2 separate regions of the Homo sapiens genome follow, and region 2 is linked to region 1. Evidence: chromatin loops called from intact Hi-C (ENCODE). Cell type or tissue: right lobe of liver. All regions are shown on one strand. Each heading gives the region's core, and the rest is flanking DNA. Links, peaks and the distances in the headings are about the cores only. Region 1 overlaps HAO1 (hydroxyacid oxidase 1). Region 2 has its middle 66 kb from the start of HAO1.

Evidence for each region. Peaks named below come from ENCODE experiments on the same cell type or tissue, not always from the same donor. Only the 100,000 strongest peaks of a DNase experiment are listed, where the experiment ranks them.
Region 2: it touches region 1 in a loop (3-fold over the local background); 2 of 110 quality-filtered maps call a loop at or near these places.

Annotation. Positions count from the first base shown.
Region 1 is chr20:7,925,633-7,928,566 of GRCh38, reverse strand. All of the region lies in intron 2 of HAO1 (hydroxyacid oxidase 1), which reads left to right. Among named protein-coding and RNA genes, the nearest start is that of HAO1, 13 kb to the left of the region's middle. In right lobe of liver, for the core only: a CTCF peak has its summit at 1,603; no DNase peak of the experiment used is centred there; H3K27ac peaks cover 631 bases.
Region 2 is chr20:7,873,404-7,876,337 of GRCh38, reverse strand. No RefSeq gene overlaps it. Among named protein-coding and RNA genes, the nearest start is that of HAO1, 66 kb to the left of the region's middle. In right lobe of liver, for the core only: no CTCF peak of the experiment used is centred there; no DNase peak of the experiment used is centred there.

The sequences.
Region 1 (2,934 bases), core at 154-2,653:
TGTGTTGCATTTTGGTGTTCAAAAGAAAAGTTCTTTAAATAGTTCTGCTGGAAAGACAAAAAAAAAAAAAAGAAAAAACTTTCACAACAAAAATCTCCAAAAACAAAAACCCAGAAAACTGGCATAGAAGTGGATGATCTTTGCAATTTTTTTCAGTATATAAATAAATGATTTTGATCCCATTTAAAATTTTATCAAATGCAAAAAGAAACAATTCAAAGTATAGAGCTACCTTTTCTTACTCTACTGAAATCTACACTTTATGTCAGCCCTGGAGGGTTTAGACGCACTTTATGTCAGCCCACTTCTTTCGACTGCACTATGTCAGCCTTGGAGGGTTTAGATGAGGCAGTGAGCATTTGAATGCTTTTAATTTCCATTTTTCAAAGTACATTCTTGGTCTATAGGAGAGGAACAAGATATGTAACTATCTCTGACTATTGCTAAAAACACAAACGTCTTTAATAAATGTTGCATAAACTCAGAAAGTGATACTTCAAAGTCTTGTGAAAAATGATGATCACCAGCATTTATACAGCAATTAGTATGTGCCACGCAATTTGACTTTATTATTTATTCATCTATCTTTACCACCATCTTAAAATATGTGAGTGCAAAACCCTGAGAAACTTTCTCCAACTCCTGTGGGTGTGGAAATCGAGGCTTAGAGAGGTTAATGCTTTGCTCAGATTATTAATCACTTAGGCAGTGCTACCTATAATATCCTGCTCTGTTACTGGTATTTCCAAACGTCATTAACTGTAGCAAGAATCCTAAGGCAAGCACTATGCTATCATCTTAAAATATTTATTGCAAACATCCTATGTTTTATTGTTTTATCTTTTTAACTTTGAGAAGATAAAATAAGCCACAGAAGTGAAATTAATTGGGAAATCATTCGCTTTTTGCAAAATTTGGGAGCATAAACAATGGGTCATGAATTACAATCAAACAAAAGATAAAATTCTAAGAAGTCTTTTAAAGTGGAAAAAAATAACTGAAAAATACTGAATGGAGGGCAGTTTTTCATGCACTGTGTTACGAATAAAAAATTTGATTCAATGGATTACTTAATCAACATTTTAATAGTTGTAAATCTTATAATATTTAAGCTGTTTTATAAGTGCCTCTACTTATAATGGCACATCCGTTTGAAACTCTAGCAGATCATTTTTATTTATTTTTTTGAATTTTTTTCTTTATATTCTTTAAAGAAGGATACAAAATTATTTCTATGAATATTTAACATATGGAAGGAAATAGCAATAATAAACATAAATGCTAACACATATAAAATAGGTGGTATCATTAGGCTAAATTTTAGTCTTCCAGGATAAGTAGAACATCTCTGACTTCTCAAATATCCAATTAATAAAATGCTTACTATACCATTTGGTGCTTTAAGAACATTGCCATGGAAACCTCTCAGGTTTTATGCACAGTAGCTATAATAAAATTTTCCTTCATCTTTCATGGAGCTACTTGAGATTTTTTTTCTCCCTTTAAACATGAGAAATCAAAAAGAAAGAGAAAAGAAGGATTAAATATTCATTTATCCTTTTGCTTCTGACTTGTTATGTGGGCAAGTGCCACATGAGGGAGTGCTGGGACCTCATATCAAGAAAAATTAAAACCTACCTAATGCGTTCCAGGAATGTTCAGCATATTAGCAAATTCTTATTAAACTGTCAAAAAAAAAAAAAGTTTTAAAAGAAATTCCAGCCCCTGGATGCAATTAGAGGCTACCACACTGGATTTGATGGGCCATAAAACCATTAAATCTAAACACTTTCTTTTTGAGCCTAAAAGGCCAGAACATTCCAAAGTGAAGTTTTGGGACTCAGCTATGACTTGACCACCTATTAAGATGCAGGTGGAACAGATTGCAGAGTAACACAAAGAGCCACACAGACCCCAGATGACTGCATTAGGGTGTAGGTGAGAGTTTTAGCTGTTGAATTTTCTGGATTTTCCAAGATTAAGTGATCAACCTTAACAATGAGTGAAAGACCATTCAACAGGAAGAATTGTCATTTCCTTTGCTCTAAACCCAAACGATGTATTTTTTGAAAGCTTTATTGATTTATATATTTATGTGTTGTGCTAGGCGACCGACTAGATATATGTTTCAGCATACCTACTAGGAAAATATCCCCATTATTCTCAATTTTACCTAATCCAGGCAAAGCACTGGACTTGCTTTAAGGAACATTTTTACTCTTTCTGAAGTGGAGTGCCTGTCATGTATCAGGTGCAATGCTTGGACTTTACGTTCTTGTGATTAATCCTTACAATAGGCCTGTGAAGTAATTCTCATTCTGTTTGACAGTAGAGAAGAAGGAAGCCCTTGACCAAGGTCTAGTGCCAGTAATGGTGGTGATGGGGTTTGAACCTAAGTCTGTTTCACTCTAAAGTGTAACCAAATTTTATGTTTTAGACTTGCTTTTCTAACAATAAAAAGTCAGTGACATGCTCTTTCTGTGTGTAAGCACTCACACACACACACACAAACACACATCCGTATTACATATGCTTATATATGTATTAAAAGATTATGGACATTTGATATATATACATATACTAAAATGTATAATTCATTGCTAAAGTATTTTCATATAAATAGTGGCTTCAGTGTTAAAATCACTTTGCAATGAAACAAGATTGTTGATTAAAACACCTATTAAAAAATTAGAATCTAGCCATATTAAAGACAGTCATCGAATGGAGTGATTTCTACGATTTTGCACCAAAATTTAAGCTATTGGGTGGCTTTCTTGAGAGCATGAGATTGCTTCTTCTCAGAATTATTAATGTGCCTGATGACATTAAAATGTGACAGTGAAAAAAGTCAGAGGCTCACATGTGTATCCCAACACTGAAGTTGTTAAACACTGGGAGGTTGGTTGAAGTTGTTGTGTGCAAACTCAATACTCC
Region 2 (2,934 bases), core at 189-2,688, 52 kb after region 1:
TTGTTATCCAGACCAGTGCTATCTGGTGAATGTGCTGTGATGATGAAAATGTTACCCGCACTTCCAATATAGTAGCCATCAGCCACATGTGGCTATTGGGTGCTTGAAATGTGTCTAGTTTCAATGCTTCATTTTATTTAATTTTAATTAATTTAAATTTAAGTAGTCATATGTGCCTAGTGGGTGTGTATTGAATAGCACAGATCTAGATGTTATGAATAAAATTGAGCACTGGGGAAACGTAATCTAATAGACTCAAGACTAGTTTAAGTTGACCAACCCTGCTATGTGATTATCCTGGCGAAGTCATATAAAGTCTTTTTGATGTAGCTTTCCAGTTTAAAAAAATACAATTTTATAGTAGCTCTTACCCTTATGGTAGACAGATAAACTGCAATGATAAATGTAATACAATTTATAAGTTATTCTATATAGCATGTAAATTAATTGCAATAACAAATATAATAAAATTTTAAAATTATTTGGGTAATGCTATATTGATCTAAAGCTGCTTTATGGAATTATTTTTGGTTTGTTTTTCTTATTAATCTTTCCATTCAGTTTACTGTTACCTTTTTGGTAAGGATAACCTAGAAAAGCACAATAATTTTGTCTAAAGTTTAGAGTTCATGGCACAGCCCAGCTGTTGAGTGGACAAACTTGAGAAATCTCAAGTCAAACTTGACAAATCTTGAGAAAATAATCTTGAATGTTAGATTTCATCCTTTAGGTGGAATAGTAATATAGCTAATCAGTAAGACGTAATGACAAGTAGTGATGCTTTCAAACAGTAAAAATAATGCACGTGTAAGCTATTATGAAAAGAATAGTAATAAAAATATTTGGCATGTAATGTAATGACTTATATCTTGGAAATCTGGAAAGAATGAACAAAACTTTTAGATATAATGAAATATTTCCAGCAGAGTGAATGAAACCCTGTATCCTAAACAGCAAAATGGCACCAATAAGAAGTCTTTCTCAAGAAATGTGGGCATCTCCTTGACATAAGAACACAGGCTTCTTTATCATATGAACAAATAGCATTGCCCAAGCCAATAACATATTTTGGCTCTGATTTTTCTTTATTTTTAATACTATGTTATTTAGTTTTATTATTAATGTGCAAACCACTCAGTTTTTAAAAAATATTCTGAATAATAGTAGACAATAGCTATCCCATATACAAAAATATAGTTTTGGTTTGAATTTTGTTTTATTTTTTAATCTCCTCAAGCATTTATCCTTGTTGTTAAAAACAATCCAATGACCCTCTTTTAGTTATTTTAAAATGTGCAATTAAGTTATTATTGACTATAGTCATCCTTTTATGCTATCAAATACTAGGTCTTATTCATTTTTTCTACTCTTTTGGGATCCATTAAACATTCCCACCTCCCCTTGAATCCCCTACTACCCCTCCCAGCCTCTGTGTTACACAAAATTCTACTCTCTATGTCCATGAGTTCAATTGTTTTCATTTTTACATCCCACAAATACATGAGAACATGTAATGCTCATCTTTCTGTGCCTGGCTATTAAACTTAACATAATGATCCTCCGGTCCTATCCATGCTGTTGCAAATGACAGGATCTCATTGTTTTTACAGTTGCATAGTACTCCATTGTATATATGTACCACATTTTCTTTATCCATTCATCTGCTGATGGACACTTTGGTTGCTTCCAAATCTTGGCTATTGTGAACAGTGCGGCAACAAACCTGGGAGTGCAGCTGTCTTTTCGATGTGCTGGTTTCCTTTTTTTTGGGTATATACCTGTATTAGTCCATTTTCACGCTGCTGATAAAGACATACCTGAGACTTCGCAATTTACAAAAGAGAGAGGTTTAATTGGACTTATAGTTCCATGTGGCTGGGGAAGCCTCACACTCATGGCAGAAGGCAAGGAGGAGCAAGTCACATCTTACGTGGATGGCACTGGCAAAGAGGGAGATTGGGCAGGGAAACTCCCCCTTATAATACCATCAGATGTCATGAGACTTACTTGCTATCATGAGAACAGCATGGGAAAGACCCACCCCCATGATTCAATTACCCCCCACTGGGTCCCTCCCACAACATGTGGGAATTCAAGATGAGATTTGGGTGGGGACATGGTCAAACCATATCAATACCTAACAGAGGGGTTGGTTTGAATTTTGGTTTAAATATTATTTGATACTATAACCATACTATCTAGTTGAAGTACTAAAGAGCAATATTTCTCAAGTCTTTTTTTAAGAATTTCTGAATAATAGTAATTTTATATAATATGTGTCATAGTGTGAACATCCCTGTTTTAAGTAGTAATATTTTGGTTTTAATACACCACAAAAGTAGTCAGGAAGAAAATCTTTTTAAAAATTCTTCAATTATTTGACTTAATAAAGCTAACATTCACTGTTTCCAAGATTCCCAGCCACATATATGACAAAATAAATAAATAAATAGAAAAGCACCACAAACAACAAACTGCACAAAACCACAAAAAATATTGGAAGACTCAGAAATTAGTAAAATGCTAATCTACCAAAAATTTAGTTTATGCAGTTATTATAAATTCATCATTATGGGCAGGGCAGTGTATAAGAAAGCCAGAATCCACAACTTGAAAAGGTAATCACTGATGCAACTGTTTTGTCTACATAACTGCATAAACAGTTTGCCTACTTTCCACTGAGTTAACCCAATACTTTGTTGTCATGTAAACACAATCTAAATGAAATCCACAGATTTTCCCCCGAAATCTTATTTTAGCTAAATTTTTCTTGGCTATTCTTATTCCAGGTCTGTTAACAATTTATCCAGAATTATTTGATTGGCTTTGAACTCTTTTGCCATCTCTTGTCCATCCTTTATTGGGCAGGCAAATGATGGAGAAAATGATGCAAGTGCAAGCAACTAAACATATAAAGAAGGTCTGTGGAAAGCA